3 separate regions of the Homo sapiens genome follow, and all the other regions are linked to region 2. Evidence: read pairs that join two places in POLR2A ChIA-PET (ENCODE). Cell type or tissue: GM12878. All regions are shown on one strand. Links, peaks and the distances in the headings refer to the core of each region. The heading gives the core; the rest is flanking DNA. Region 1 overlaps HNRNPLL (heterogeneous nuclear ribonucleoprotein L like). Region 2 overlaps GALM (galactose mutarotase). Region 3 has its middle 43 kb from the start of LINC02613.

The links. ChIA-PET counts read pairs that join two places held together with the same protein. Peaks named below come from ENCODE experiments on the same cell type or tissue, not always from the same donor. Only the 100,000 strongest peaks of a DNase experiment are listed, where the experiment ranks them.
Region 1: POLR2A ChIA-PET joins it to region 2 with 7 read pairs; 7 of 35 experiments call an interaction of 5 or more read pairs at or near these places.
Region 3: POLR2A ChIA-PET joins it to region 2 with 6 read pairs; 10 of 35 experiments call an interaction of 5 or more read pairs at or near these places.

Annotation. Positions count from the first base shown.
Region 1 is chr2:38,561,643-38,567,008 of GRCh38, reverse strand. HNRNPLL (heterogeneous nuclear ribonucleoprotein L like) reads left to right here. Exons shown (of 13, transcript NM_138394.4): 13 at 2,772-5,040. The coding sequence ends at 2,827. Among named protein-coding and RNA genes, the nearest start is that of HNRNPLL, 39 kb to the left of the region's middle. In GM12878, for the core only: no CTCF peak of the experiment used is centred there; no DNase peak of the experiment used is centred there.
Region 2 is chr2:38,718,158-38,723,671 of GRCh38, reverse strand. All of the region lies in intron 4 of GALM (galactose mutarotase), which reads right to left. The region is part of intron 1 of LOC124905993 (a long non-coding RNA gene); the gene reads left to right. Among named protein-coding and RNA genes, the nearest start is that of SRSF7, 30 kb to the left of the region's middle. RefSeq lists an enhancer at 549-598 and a silencer at 1,389-1,448. In GM12878, for the core only: no CTCF peak of the experiment used is centred there; DNase peaks (open chromatin) are centred at 439, 749 and 2,681; H3K4me3 peaks cover 952 bases; H3K27ac peaks cover 640 bases.
Region 3 is chr2:38,555,667-38,561,180 of GRCh38, reverse strand. No RefSeq gene overlaps it. Among named protein-coding and RNA genes, the nearest start is that of LINC02613, 43 kb to the right of the region's middle. In GM12878, for the core only: no CTCF peak of the experiment used is centred there; no DNase peak of the experiment used is centred there.

The DNA of each region.
Region 1 (5,366 bases), core at 1-5,000, 160 kb after region 2:
TTAAAGCATTTTCAGGATAGCTATTTATAGTCAAGATGTATCACAGTTTTGTCTTATTTACCCGTCCCCCCACTGATGAACAGTCTGGTTGCTTCTGTTTGTTTTTTTCTGTTATTGTAATAAACATCCTTATAGTTGCACTTTTTTATTTTTAAATTTTTTTTTATTTTTAATTTTTTTTTTTTTTAATAGAGACAAGGTCTCACTGTGTTGCCCAGGCTGGTCTTGAACTCCTGAGCTCAAGTGATCCTCCTGCCTCAGCCTCCCAAAGTGCTAGGATTACAGACGTGAGCAACCACGACTGGTCAATAGTTGCACTTTCTAATGTGTGTTTGTAGGACAGTTTTTCAGTAGTGTAGGGCATGAAGGTTTATAGTTAGGTAAAATGTTGCTAGATTGTACTTTATAAAGGTTGCACCAGTTTACGTTACCAACCGTGATATATGAAAATATTCATTGCTCAGCACTCTTAGCAACACTGAGTGTTGTCAGATATTCAATTTTTACCAGTATGATAGATGAAAAATGGTATTTGGTTGTTTTAATTTGTGTCAAGTCAAGTGAAATTGTTAACCTGTTTGTTTGTCTCCATAATAGTAACAATGGCCTTTTTGGTTTTTTTTTTTTTGGTTTTTTTTTTTTGAGACGAGTCTTGCTCTGTCCCCCAGACTGTAGAGTAGTGGCACGATCTTGGCTCACTGCAACCTCCACCTCCCAGGTTCAAGCGATTCTCCTGCCTCAGCTTCCCAAGTAGCTGGGATTATAGGCACCCACCACCACACCCAGCTAATTTTTGTATTTTTGTTAGAGACGGGGTTTCACCACGTTGGCCAGGCTGGTCTCGAACTCCTGGACCTCATGATCTGCCCACCTCCGCCTTCCGAAGTGCTGGGATTACAGGCGTGAGAAAACTCAAGTTTAATTTTTGAAACTTTTTGCTGTGTAATTTACTTTGATCCTGGATCTCCAGGGTATTTAAATAATAGGGGAACATTATTGGGTGTGGTGATGAATGATGGTTTAAAAAAGAGAAAAAAAAACAATGAATGATTTATGGCTGGAATAACATCTGAAATTTGCTTTAAAATATTCTAGCTTTCAAAACTGTGTGTGAAGGGTAGGTAGATAAAGTAAGACTGACAAATATTGACAATTATTGAAGCTGGGTGATAGGTATGTGGGGATTCATTAAACCTATCTACATTTTTGTGTATGTTTGAAAATTCCTAAATAAAAAGTTAAGTAAGAAACACCTTTTTTTTTTTTTTTTTTTTTTTTTTTGAGACAGGGTCTTGCTCATCTCCTAGCCTGGAATGCAGTGGTGCAATCACAGCCCACTGCAGCCTCGACTTTCCTGAGCTCAAGTGATCCTCCCACCTCAGCCTCCCAAATAGCTGGGGCTATAGGAGTGCAACACCACATCCAGCTTATTGGTGTATATTTGTTTATTTTTAAATTTTTTTTACATGGAGGGATCCTGCTGTGTTGCCCAGGCTGGTGGTCTTGAACTCCTGGCCTCAAGCAGTCCTCTGGCCTCAGCCTCCCAAGTTGCTGGGATTGTAGGCACAAGCCACAGTGTCGGCTTTCTTCTCATTTTACTTTTAGTTAAAAGAAAAAAAAGGAAATTTTATTAAGTAGTCAGGCTTAATTTTTGAGAGAAAGTTTTAAAAAGCTTTAAAGTTATATGAAATACCTTAGAGACAGTATATAGATTATAAACTGTTTGGAGATAGGGACAGTTATGTATGTTTTTATCCTCTGCAGTGTCTTGTACACACTTGTTGATGCATATGCTTTTCCTTACAGGAATTTTTTTTCTTTAATGAACTACAGCTTTTAATACTAAAATTGTGATACATTAAGATAGCAAAACTGGTTCTTTGCTTTGATTTCTTATATATGTAGTTGAGGAAGAGCTGTTTCTGCCTGGTCTGAAAAATTAAAGGAAAGAAAAATTTACAAAATGGAAATATTTTTGTGAAGTATACCCAGTTGGTTTGTTTTTTTTTTTTCAGTAATTTCAAAACTTATGTACCCCATTGATGAAGAGAGATTTAATACTAGATTTCCTGGAACCTTTTGGGATCATAGATGTCTTCATGTACATTCCAGCTTTGACCTACTTCCCAAGCTGTATTTGAATTGGCTTTTATAGAGAGTTAACTGTTGGCAATATTTTTGCAATGTGAGCTTTGCTGCTTAATCCTGATACTATTTATTCTTTAATGATGAATTCACTAAAAAAAATTGAGTGCCAGACAGTGTTGAGAACAATAGAAATGTGGCAGTGAACAAAGTCCCTGCCTTCATGAGCTTACCTTCCAGTAAATATGAATAAAAATCTTTCCCTTACTTTACTTAGAAATTTTACTTTTTTTTTTTTTTTTTTTTTTTTGAGACGGAGTCTCACTCTGTCACCCAGGCTAGAGTGCACAATCTTGGCTTGCTGCAACCTCCACCTCCCAGGTTCATGCAGTTCTCCTGCCTCAGCCTCCTGAGTAGCTGGGACTACAGGCGTGCACCACCACACCCAGCTAATTTTTGTATTTTTAGTAGAGGCGGGGTTTCACTTCATTAGCCAGGCTGGTCTCGAACTCCTGACTTCAGGTGAGCCACCGCATCTGGCCAATTTTACTTCTTTATATTCCTGCTTTATATTCACCATATTTCTTATATTTAGTATAAAAAGGTGAAGTAATTTACTCTGATACTTCAAGGTGATCTTGAAAGTTTGATGAAGTGAAATATTAACTGTTTTTTACTTTTTACAGATGGTTCCAATCCCTATACATTGAAGCTTTGCTTTTCTACATCATCCCATTTATAAGAAGAGAAGAGCATGTTAGAATTTATGTTCACCTTTATTACAATTTCAAAGCTACACTTCATTAAAAAAAAATCTAAAATGGTTGATCTCATGTTGCCTTGCTTACTTTAAGATCCTGTTCTGTAATAAACATATTTTGCCTTGAGTAAATTTGTTGTAAGCTTAAATATTGAATTGTTTTCATTTTAAGATAGAATATCATAATGTAGACTATCTACAGCTTCATTGTAGATTATACAGATATATGATTTCTAACCTTATTACTGGAATTTTTCTTCCACAGTAAAAATATATTTGCATTCTTAATGCTAATTATCTGCAAGTATTTTTTCATTGTGTAAGAGATTAATGCAGGTGAAAGTATTGCATTTTAATATAGAATTCCTATTATATGTTTAGATGTTTAAGTATGTTGCAGTTACTCATATTAAACATAACTTGTATATTTATTATTTTAATGAAGTTTGAGAATAACGTTACATATGTTGAATTTTAAGTACTACAGATTTAACTGATTTTATATTTCTGAAAGGCTAACAGACATGGATACACGTGTACAGTATGCATTCAAACTTATTTAAATTGGTGTATTTTTTTTTAAGTCACTGTCCATTTGTATTGACATGCCTCTGTTTCTAGTCCAGTTTGGAGATTTTATAAAGTTATAACAATGAGTTAATGTGTTCATTTTCATTTGTTGCATGTGACTTAAATACAGCTAGTATTTGGCATTGAGATTTTAATAGAGGTTATAATTAACAGTTCCTCTTATAGATAATAATCTGGGATCCATGGGTGGGCTTCAGAGAATCTGTGTACCCCCTAAAATTGTATGTAGAATTTTGGATATTTACATTTTTATTTTTTAACTCTTGGATCCATCAGTAATATGTATTTTTCTATATGGTACAAGATTTAAGGATCTAATTTTATTTTTATTCCAAACAGATAGCTATTTGTCTCAATACCATTTATTAAACATTCTTTCTCCCACTGGATCTGTTTTTTTTTTCTTTTTAAGATAATAGATTTTATACATAGGCAAGTAAGATTTAAGGACCAAACATGGTATTAAGAGACTATAGCACGATTGTTACCAAGTTCACAGCTTTTTTACAATAGAAAAACTGATGTGGCCATTTTGTTTTCATCTTTAAAAGAAGGGAGAATATGTGTCATCTACCTAGAATAACTGATATCAGTAGTTGACAATATCAGTTTTGTAATCCTGACACTTTTAAACAAATTTGTAAATGAAAGTTCCATTTAGATCTTTTGTAAAGACTTTATTTTAAATTTTAATATAAAAAATCCTTTTAGAAATAAGGCAGGCATTTACAATTTTAGAGCTGTTTAATAGGAAGTTTAGATGGAAACTAAACACACATTAACATTTATTTCCCCTCATTTTGATGGCAGTGGACCAGCATTTAGCCCTCTAAAGATAAAGAAAAAATTAAATTTAATCTAGAAGTATTTTAGACCCTTATCACAGAACCCAGTAAGTTATGCCAAGGGTAACTGTGTGAACTGTGTTCGATACTGGGCTATGTATGTTTCTTATTCATTGCCAATTTAATACCTAAGTTTATCTAACTTTACAATAAAGCTTTTTTTCCCCTATAAATACTTTTCTACCTCTTTTGAAAAATTGAAATACCTTAATTTTGGTTTATGTAATAGTTGTCTACGTTCCTTCCTCCTCTGAAAATTAATGTGGGTTGTCAGAATTACAGACTTTTTAATGCCTAAGATTTTAAGAAATAAACCTGTAGGTGTTGGCAGGACTTATTTCATTTAGATTTTAATTAGTTTAGATGTGTAGAAATGATTTTTATCTGTAAGGCTCTCTCTCCACCAAAATAAGTGAATTGTTTGGGAGTAAACTAGTTGGTAAGTTGGGCCTTGCTGATAGATTTATACACTGGTGTGTAAGCCCTATACTGCTGCTGTCACTAATGTTTTTGATAGTTTACTTAGGCATGACTGCTGTTAATGAAGTTTGCTTTGTGAATACTCTCTCTTTCCTTAGCCTTGGCAACATTCTTCTCTGTGCTATCTTTATGCTTTTAGAAGAACTAGAAAAAGCAGATTTAAGAACTGTAAAGAAATAATACTAGCTTTGAGTTTTTAAAAAAAATATTGAAATCCCATCTCTGTATCCAAATCCTACTACACATTTGATAATAAATCTGCCAAACTGAGTTATGGAATATGAGCTGCCTTTTAAAATCCTTATTCTCCTGCTGAAGGTGTTACCTCACCAAATAAAAATATTTGCAGCTGCAGCCAACATGAGACTTTGCAAACATCCTAGTGATTTGGTTATCTCAACTATGTCTTGAACAGAACTGAGAAGAGGGGAAAAAAATGACTAAATGGGGTGAGTTGTTTCATATTTTCTTTACAGATAGGCTGCTACAGAACTGCAAAGTAGCTATCAGTGATACTTTCTCTGGAATAAAGAAATTTTGATTGTAGAACATTCTCCCATACTTAGGAATCTGAAGCACAAGGAGCTTTGCTTCACTTAAAGGTA
Region 2 (5,514 bases), core at 287-5,286:
CTACTGCAGTACATCACCACACCAGCTATAATTTTTAAATTTTTTTGTAGAGATGAGGTCTCACTATGTTGCCCAGGGTGGTCTTGAACTCCTGGCTTCAAGTGATCCTCCTGCCTCAGCTTCCCAAAGTGCTACGATTACAGGCGTGAGTTGCTGCACCTGGCCGGGAGTTTTATTAGAAAGAGAAATGTTACATACTGTTCTGAAAGAACGCTCATTGGCACTAAAGAAACTTCTGGGAGCTGGCAGGCTCTGACTCGTGAGTGACAGCAGCAGGTGAAACTAGTGTTAGAGTCACAGCAGGTCATTTTAGCGATTACTAGGGTGAAACTGGTCTCAGGGTTATAGCAGGCTGTTTCAGCTTTGCAGAAAAATCAATTCTTGGAGCAGGTGCTATGTACCCTAACTGCTCTTTTCCCCCGGCCTCTCAACTCTGAGTTAGTTGGGTATGACAATGACCCAGTTTGTATAACCAACTTTCACATATATCAAGTGATGTGTCTATAAGGAAAGTGAGGTCCTAAAGGGCAAGAATTGTGCCCTATTTATCTCTGTACCCTCTGGGCATGAAGCAGAGCCTTTCGTTGATTGAAAAACTGATGAATGAAGGCAGGAGAGGCAGAAAAAAACCCAGAGGCAACTGTGTATATTGTAGCATCTGGTGACGAAGAATGAAAGATCTAGAAAGGGGCTTAGGAATTCCCTCATCCCGTCCCCTTACTTTGCAGATGGTGAGTTTGAGCCCCCGGCAACTGAAGGGACTTGCCCGAGGTGACACATCTGCATAGTGTCAGAATCTCCACTCAGGCACTTTCCACCTCCCTCTGGAGTGTCCGACTTGGTCACAGCCCCTTACGCCCCCAACCCCGACAGTTGCTCTTGATTTTTCTCACTAAGAATTTAGAAAATGAACATGCAGTTTTTCTAGCCTTGGTTTATCTGCATATATGACTTTGTGCTTTGGTGCTAAGAATAGAAGGAGCTGTCAAAATAGCTCTCAGCAATGCTGAGTGTTCAGGAAAAAGAAGCGGAAATGGAAGGGGTACCCTCAGACAGAATGTCACATCCTCCAACTTTAGTTCTGAAGCCACCAGAAAGCCAGGGGTGTCGGCAGGGAGAAGCAGTTTCTGAAGAGGATTTCTTATTCTCCTGGAGGCCAGATGGGTGTGTATTAAGGTCTGGGCAGCAGTGCCTGGCAGATGAGGGGCTCTGACCCAACAATCTAGGGTTACAGCTCTGGGCCAGAGGAGCAGCCCATGCCCTATTTCAGAGAATGTCTGACTGCAGACAGCATCAAGGGCCCACTAGAGGTTGTTTTCATAAATACAGAGACCAGAAACTGCATGATGACAGCTGTGGAGGGTGTAGGGGGTGGGGTTAATCAGGGTTGGGTTTATTAGGAGCACACAAGAAGGAGGGAGGGGGCAAGAGAGTTGAGTGTGTGCAAAGGGGTGATTCTCATGACGGACTTCTTAGTAGAGACAGGGTTTCACCATGTTGGCCAGGCTGGTCTCGAACTCCTGACCTCAAGTGATCCAGCTGCCTCCGCCTCCCAAAGTGCTGGGATTACAGGCATGAGCCGCCTCACCCGGCCCGCATGATGCGCTTCTGTTCTAGGTGGGGGGGGGGGGTGGGGGGGGGAAGGGAAGGCATAGTTGGGGAGGGACAGTGAAAAGGTAGTAGTTATACCAAAGAACTGTATGTTCTTGTGGTGCTGAAGAATTATTGGAGCTGAAAGACATCTAGAATAGCGATCATGGAAGGTTGCAAAGACAGGTCATGACAAAGTCAAAGAAGTGAGCAGCTGAGAAGGGTGAAGGACAAGATCATTGGATGAGTGGATCTCAAGCTGAGTGGACCAGGCGCGGTGGCTCACGCCTGTAATCCCAGCACTTTGGGAGGCCAAGGAGGGCAGATCCCTTGAGCCCAGGAGTTCAAGACCAACCTGGGCAACCTGGTGAGATCCCGTCTCTACAAAAAATTAAAAAATTAGCCAGGTGTGGTATGGTGCACACCTGTGATCCCAGCTACTAGGGAGGCTGAGGTGGGAAGATCACTTGAGCCTGGGAGGTCAAGGCTGCAGGGAGCCATGATCATGCCACTGCACTCCAGCCTGGGTGACAGAGTGAGAGCTCGTCTCAAAAAAGAAGCAGAGTGGTCAGGGTATCACCAACATGGATAAGAAAATAATCAAGGATTATGACAAGAGTGATGTTAGAGTGACAGTAAGCCAGGAAGAGGTGGAAGTGACTGGGACGGGGGATGACTTAACAAAGAGAGTTCATGAGGGTGTTACTCTAGCCACTACAACTGCCTCATTTTTGCAAGAAGATGAAGTAGATCTGATCACTGGAAATAGGACTTTATAACATTCCAGATCTCTGTCACAAAATATTAAACCTTCCTCTTTCTATTTGCATTCTTGACAGAGTTATAATTACCTGCACTCTGAAAGTGAAGGAAAAACTCACTGCCTTCACAAAATCCATCTGCCTTGATTCATATCTCTTGTCTTACATAAGAGATTCACACCCACATTCTATTATGAGGAATTTGGCCTTTTCCCCATGACTGCTTGTGGCAGATTGCATTCTTCAAAGATGGCCACAGTAGTCTAGATCCCATCCACATGCTCTCCTTACAATGTGATGTTGATACTTCTTCACTGAGCCGTGGAGTCTGTGTTTCCTCTTTTGAACTTGGATGGACCTTTTTAACCACCTTAACCAAAAGAATGTGGCCAAGTAATGCTGTGTGATTTCTGCAGCCAGGTTATGTAAAAGGCTCCAGCCTCGCCCTCTCTCTCTCTCTCAAGACATTTGCCCTTGGAGCCCTGCCACCATACTGTAAGGAAGCTCAAGTCACGTGGAGAGGCTGTGTGTGGGCTGTTCTGGCTGACAGCCCCAGCAAGGCCTCCAGCCAACAGCCAACATCAACTGCCAGACATGTGAGTGAACAAGCCTTCTGATGATTCCAGCCCTGTTCTAATCTTTTAAGCTGAGGCCCTAGACATCATGTGCAGAGACAAGATGTGCCCTGTCTAAATTCCCCGCCAATAGAAACAATTAGAGATAATAAACGAAGTGCTGGAGTAATTTGTTGTATAGCAATAGATTGCTAGTATACTGCTAGCATCTAAGAGGTGATGTTTTCACCTCCTAGCACTGACTTCACAAATTCTGACAGGAGACTAATTTTCCTCCCTGGCTCCTCCTTGCCCCCACCCACAGCCTTTTTTTTTTTTTTTTTTTTTTTTTAACATAGAAGTGCCTTCACGTGATTATACCTTAAGAACATTAATCCTTGCAATTACTTTTGGATGGGGAAAAAACAAACACAAATTTGTTAGTTTACCAATTTTTGAGCATTTTCTATGTGCCAGGCATTAAACTGACCTCAGAAAGCCTAGAATCTGGTGGAAGAGACAGATTAAAACAATAAAAATTTGTTTATTTATTTAGAGACAAGGTCTCACTCTGTCACCTAGGCGGAGTGCGGTGGCATGATCACAGCTCAATGAAGGCTTGACCTCCCTGGGCTCAGGTGATCCTCCCACTACAGCCTCCCGAGTAGCTAGGACTACAAGTGTGTGCCATTGCGCCTGGCTAATTATTATTATTATTATTTTTTTTAGTAGAGACGGGGTTTCACCATCTTGCCCAGGCTGGTCTCAAACTCCTAGGCTCAAGCAATCCACCCGGTCAGCCTCCCAAAGTGTTGGTGTGAGCCAACGCGCCTGGCCAAAACAATAAACATTTACAGGAGAGTGTGAGACATGCAAGGAAAGTGAAATTCCTAAGGCTCTAGGGGAGCAGGGAGCAGCATCAAACTCAGCCTCGGGGGTCACTAAAGGTTCTCTGAGGTGTGACAGATCCTAATCTTTTTTTTTTTTTTTTTGAGACAGAATTTCGTTCTTGTCGACCAGGCTGGAGTGCAATGGCGTGATCTCGGCTCACGGCAACCTCCACCTTCGGGGTTGAAGCGATTCTCCTGCCTCAGCTCCCAAGTAGCTGAGATTATAGGTGCCCGCCACCACACCTGGCTAATTTTTGTATTTTCAGTAGAGACAGGATTTCACCATGTTGGCCAGGTTGGTCTTAAACTCCTGACCTCAAGTGATCCGCCCACTTCAGCCTCCCAAAGTGCTGGGATTATAGGTGTGAGTCACTGCACCCAGCCAGGATCCTAATTTTTTTTTTTTTTGAGACAAAGTCTCATTTTGTTGCCTAGGCTGCAGTGCAGTGGCGTGATCTCGGCCCACTGCAACCTCCACCTCCCAGGTTCAAGCAATTATTTGCCTCAGCCTCCCGAGTAGCTGGGATTACAGGCACCTGCCACCACGCCTGGCTAATTTTTGTATTTTTAGTAGAGACAGGGTTTCACCATCTTGGCCAAGCTGGTCTTGAACTCCTGACCTCGTGATCCACCCACCTCGGGTTCCCAAAGTGTTGAGATTACAGGCATGAGCCACCGCGCCCAGCCAGGATCCTAATCTTGGAGGGTAAATTGGGATTGGCTAACTGACGAGGTGCAGGAGAGAACATGCACAGGACTGGCTCCAGCCACCAGTGAAAGTGCAGCTGTAGCACAGGCAAGACACATTTATGCCACACACATTCTACAGGCTCCTAGCGCTAACTTAATTTTGAGGGGGAAGACTGAAGAAATGGGGTAGAAAGTGAACTGGGTCTATGAACTTCTGACCAAGCACTGATTACAGGAAAATAGCTTTTTTTGTAATATTTGGCCATGAACACTCTCTCACCCGGATGAATTTTAATTAAAAGCTTTTAATTTCTCATGATCTGAAGTCATTTTTTCCCCTGCCTGGTGGCCCTCATGCCTGACTCTCTGAGAAGAGGAACAGACGGTAATGATGCTGTAAGAGTCGTTGACTCTTGACGTTCATTCATTTTTAGACTCTTCCTTCCCAACAGATCCTCTTTCTAGCCCATCTTCACACAACCCAGTAGACAGTGCAGGAATAAAACCACAGTCCTGCTACACTCCTCAGCACAGGTCCATCCTGTTTATAATAACAATTAAAAATTATTTTAAGGGAGAAAAGAAAAAAGAAAGGAAATCTGACATAGACTTCCTAGAAAAATTTGGGAAATGAGTAGGAAAGAAATTTTCTCCAATAATTTTTTCTCCCCTAAAAAAGAAATACTTGGGCCGGGAGCAGTGGCTCACGCTTGTAATTCCAGCACTTTGGGAGGCTGAAGTGGGCAGATCACCTGAGGTCAGGAGTTCGAGACCAGGCTGGCTAACATAGCGAAACCCCGTCTCTACTGAAAATACAAAAATTAGCTGGGCGAGGTGGTGGCACTTGTAATCCCAGCTACTTGGGAGGCTGAGGCAGGAGAATCACTTGAACCTGGGAAGCAGAGGTTGCAGTGGGCCGAGATTGCGCCACTGCCCTCCAGCCTGGGCGAGAGAGGGAGATTCCATCTCAAAAAGAAAAAAAAAAAAAAAGAAAAGAAAAAAAGAAATACTTGTACAAATATTAAGCAT
Region 3 (5,514 bases), core at 261-5,260, 160 kb after region 2:
TTATAAATGAGGAAGGTAGTAATGTTGGATATTGTTTTCTCTATCCTCCATTCCACCCTCCCCTATTTTGTAGCAGTAATCAAGGTTTGAGTGAGCCTCATTGACTTAGCCTCATCACTCTTAGTACCTCTTAATAAGGGCAGCAGGTCCTCCTAGAGGGGTATTTTGACAGTTTGTAGGGGTGTTTCTTCAGTGGTTAGGGGACACTGCAAACAATTTGATGGGTAGGACCAGGAAGAATTATCCCTTGTCCTGCATGACTTTCTGATTTCCTATCAGATACTTAAATAGGTAAAAAACCTGTTTATAATGATCTGATCCTCGAGTCTGACTTTTTAATATATTAATGCAAAATATTTTTGTGTGGTTTTAATATGCAGTACACTGAATTTTTAGCAATACAACTACCTTATAAATCAAGGAAATAATGTTTAGAATGCTTTCAAGAGTTGTTCGCCATTTTGGAAAATTATATCATCAACATATTATTGGGATTGCCATTATAATACACAAGGGTCAGTTTTCATTTGTAGCTGTCACATTCATCTCTGTCTTCTGTTGTAGCCGTACCTGAGTATTTATGTATTACAACGTACATTTTATCGTAAATTTTATTTCTCCCTTAACAATTAAGAGTTTTATTTGGTTTTTCTTTAAGTTGTGTGTGTCTGTGTGTAGGTAGGTATTATCTAGGAATTTTATTTCAGCAGAGTAAAAGGATATCAGATTGGGTGGGGAACCATTGCTGTAAACAAGGTAATAATCTGATTCTGTGTTGAACAGGTAACCTAGGTTGATCCAAAGAGAATGACACCTAGGATTTGTTGAAGAATGGATGAGGAAGTGCTCTCGCTAAGGGGTGTGGTCTGCCTGTGTAAGGTTAGGCCTGGGACTGTTATAGCCATTTTGCTGTCTTGAGGGAAACTACCTAGTAGAGAAAAATGGAATACACAGTGGAAACCACCTTGAGCATAGGCTAGTTTGGTATTTCGTGCAAAATACACCCATCTTCAGAGTTCTCTTTTGAGTTTGAAAACACAACCTATGTATTTTAAGGGTCTCCATTTGCCTAAATCTCATCTTTAGCAGTTTAATCTACAAACAGCACAATCAAATGAAAGCACTGACAATTGTTTGACAAAAGGCCCAATTTTTTTTTTTTTTTTTTTTTTTTTTTGAGACAGAGTCTCACTGTTGCTCAGGCTGGAGTGCAGTGGTGTGATCTCCACTCACTGCAAGCTCCGCCTCCTGGGTTCACACCATTCTCCTGCCTCAGCCTCCCGAGTAGTTGGGACTACAGGCGCCCACCACCACGCCCGGCTAATTTTTTTGTATTTTTAGTAGAGACGGGGTTTCACCATGTTAGCCAGGATGGTCTTGATCTCCTGACCTTGTGATCTGCCCACCTCGGCCTCCCAAAGTGCTGGGATTACAGGCGTGAGCCACTGCGCCCAAAAAGGCCCTATTTTAAACATGATTTATCTTTGTCTTTTTGCCAACCGTAGGCTTTATTTTTTTTGTAACTCTTTTATGTTTAAACTTTTTGTTTTGTAGAGATGGGGGTCTTGCTATGTTGTCCAGGCTGGCCTTAAACTCTTGGCCTCAAATGATCCTCCCACTTTAGCCTCCCAAAGTGCTGGGATTACAGGCAAGAGACTGTACCTTGTACTCTTCTGTCAGATACCACAAAGTTTAGACATAGATGTAATATTTATGGACACTTACTGAAAGTATTGTGTGTTGATTTGTTAATGGCTCGTTTAAGAGTTTCTAAAATTTAATGGGCAAAAATTACATATATGGGGTATAATGTATACATTATGGAATGGCTAAATCAAGTTAATTAACATATCCACTGCCTTACATACTTATTTTTTGTGGTGAGAACATTTAAAATCAACTCTAGGGTCGTTTAATTTTTAAGAGCAGAAAGCTTATTTATATGTAACTTAGAAATCATCTCTACTGTATACATTAAACCCTTGTAAGTGATACAGAACTGCTAATAAAGTAAAATTACTGAATTAGTGGCAGTCTCTGATTTGGAAACTTTGACAGCTCCCTTGTGGGGTGACACAGTAATCAGGCTAAGCTACAGAGCAACCTTGAAAGGTTTGCTTTGAGTTGAGTTGATAATTGTAATCTGGTCATCATTTATTTTTTCCTTTTTTTTCTCCCTAGTAATACCAAAAGAAATTAAGAAGCAATGTTATTTTTTTTTTTTTTCTGGGAAGTAATCATAGTTTAATGAGAGCCCGGAAAACAGTAAATGGCCTGAAAGACTTTCGTTGTTACCATAATTTTAGTATAGCTTATTAAATAACAATACCAGTGGTATAGCTTGGGAGTGTGAAACTTGATTACAACTTAACGATTGTGAAGTTTAGGTTATTAAGGTGATTTTTGGATGTGACTTTATGTGAAACACCCTTTTCTTCGGAGAGTAGGGGAAGAAAAACAAGGTAGATAGATAATGCCGGTGCTGCACGGGGATATTTAGCAGTGCTTCTCGACAGTTAGGAGAGTAACGTTTTATTTTGTGGGGAGATGATTTCATGACTAGCAAAAAGGATCATGTGGGGAACTTTTAAAAAATACTGATATCCCAGATAATCTGCAGAATCTGACTTAGTTGTACTATGTGTGTATATATTCAAAACAAATTTTATTATCCATTGATTTCCATTTAAAATATTTGATTTTTGATGTCACAAAGCATGAATGTAAAGTAGATAAGATTATTTTCGTTGCAGCTTAGAAATTCAAAGAAATAATGACAATTTTAAACCAAAAAACCTTCAGTTTCTACAAAAACCATATCAGAAGTGTCACTTGCAACGATTTGGCTTCTTGGATATTTCAGTCATTTATTCCAGCTTCTATCAAGTGCACTTAGTATGCCAGACAATACAAGTTCAGGCAGATGGTTAGCTTTAAAAAGTCAGTAGGTTAATTTGAGCTTAGAAGGGAAGCAACGGAGAAATGGCTAAGCCTTCTTTCTAAATATGAGGCAGACTATTTCCTAAATTCTTAAGAGGAACTGAAAATTGATTAGGGAGTCTTTAGTCTTTGAGTAATATAATCTGAATCTTTTAGCTTTTATGAATTCCACTATAAGATGAAAAAATAAGGTCAAGGAATGATCAGCACTTGTGGTGGAGGCGCGAAGGCTGTATAATCATTCCGTTTCACAAATTGGGGATGAGAGACCCAGATTTTTTTGATCTGCCCAAGTTTAACAAAGTAAACGGGGATATAATGACTTGAATCTAGATGTTAATACTCAAAATCTTACACAAAAGCCCTTTTGAGTCATTGAAATAATTGGCTTTTCTCAGTGAGTAGAAGTATTAGCTGTAGTAGCCTAAGCAATGTTAACTGCTTTGGTAAATGATTAGAAAGCAAAATTCTGGTTGCCAGCTGGGGGTAATGGAGGTGTGATTGCTATTGGCTACAAGATATATTTTAGGTGATTAAAATGTTCTGAACTAGATAGTGGTGATGGTTGTACACCTTGTGAATGCACTAAATGCCACTGAATTGTATACTTTAAAAGTTAAAATAGTAATTTTATTTTGCTACAGTATTTTACTACAGTAACAAAGTAGGTCTAGCCCAGCAATCCTTTCCTTTAAATAAGGGCTAATATGGGTCTGCAAGGCTTAAATGTAGCCGGTTAGATACATTGGGGAAGGTGTGTAGGGAGAATCTGTTGAGTTAGTTCACTCCCACACCAGCAGGAGATGGGATCCTGAGTCTGGTTTATGATTGTATTGCTAGGGTGGCTGGCTACTTCTGGTCACCTTGGACTATGGGACAAGAGATTAGAGCCAGGGAAGAGAGCCCACTGAGGTCTTGTGCACAGTGAACGGTTAGGAAAGAGGATTTGAGGGTGGGGAGGGGATGATTCCATGAATGGAAAATAGAATTTCTCTTGTGTTCCTAAGCCTGAGTAATGCTTTGGTTGCTTAGTTTACAGACTTTATCCTAACTAATTTTGAGCTACTCTCACTGAGTCTCAGCCTGCAGGAGGATCTATTCATGAATATACTCACATTTTCTTGAAAAATTAAGAGACTATTTTAACCAGTTTACCCAGTTTCATTTAGACTTTGGCACACATGCTAACGTATATACATAGCTGCTTCAAAGTCTTGAAGAGGAATTCAATAAGAGACTGATTTATATAGACAAAAATCCATAAAAACAAAAATTATGTGTGCAGTGTATTTATAAATCCTTTAGAGGGTTTTAGGAATCTTCTGGAAAAAAAAAATGTAAAATGAGATAGCTAATGCGTGTTGTTTTATGCACCTGTATGATACATAATAAAACCTCAGATTTTTCTGCCTAACAAAATTGAGAGGACTGATGCCAGTATCAGCCACCTCAGTCATGGTAGAGGTTTTCTTGCTAGACTGTTAGAAGGGTAAGTAATATTTATATGACTGTTGCCAATACAAATTCAAGCTCGTCCTACAAAGACCTAGTATGATCACTTATCCCACAATATTTCTCAGCAAGGCACTAGTATTTGAGCCAAAATTTCCACCACTTGACCAAAAAGACTAAAATAGCTCCACACCTGTTGTACCTCCTCCTGCTGTGTAATAACCCTTTGCTCCCTGCAGTTTTGCTTCTTAAACACTCGACTCAGGATCAGTAAAACCTGTTATTTTTGTTTATTTATGTTTCTGAGGAAGGTAAGACTGCTTTGGCAAATTATTGCCATTATGTGTGAATGAAGGCCACATGGTTTATAAACTGTAGAGCAAGACACTGAAAGTGCACAGGGAATAGATGGAGTCCCATCCTCAACCTACTTGCCACCAGGTGGGACACATGGGATGGAGCTCAGGGCCGTGTAATGGGTCATGATGCTCTTCCAACGAAGAATATGTGGCAGGGTACAGCGGAAAGGGCAGAGACTGAGGGGCAAGGCCTGGATTTTAGTAACTTCTGTCACTATTTGGTCTTGGGCAACCCATTTCCTAGGTCTAGTTCCTCATCTGTATAATGTAGAAGTTAGGCTACATGGCATGGTTTGTTAAGAATGCAGTTCTATTCCATACTTTTTCTGATTCTTTTCTGGCTCAGCAGTTAACACGTGTGGTAAGGGGCTGCTGAAGTTCTTTGGATAAAATAGGTAAAACTGCTATTGAGTAAAGGTTTTATTCTTGCCTGAATTATCCATATAGGGTTCTTAAATTGATCAAGTTAATATAATATTATGTTTGTTACCTAGTAAGTTTGCATTTTAGCAACAATCTTAGTGAATAAAAGAAAGGATCAGACTGCCTGCCAGTTGCCTGCATCATGAAAAATGCTCATGTGAGGCTCCTTAAAGCTGGTAGAGGTCAGAGAGAGAGGTCGGACTGGGAACTTTGTATCCCAGTCTATGGGAAGATAGCTGAGGAAATGGTTGTTAAGCAGCAGTGGTTCCATCCCATGGGATTCCCAATTGACATCAACTACCTCCTCTTAGTCAAGTTATGGGTAAGGTGGATGGGGGCA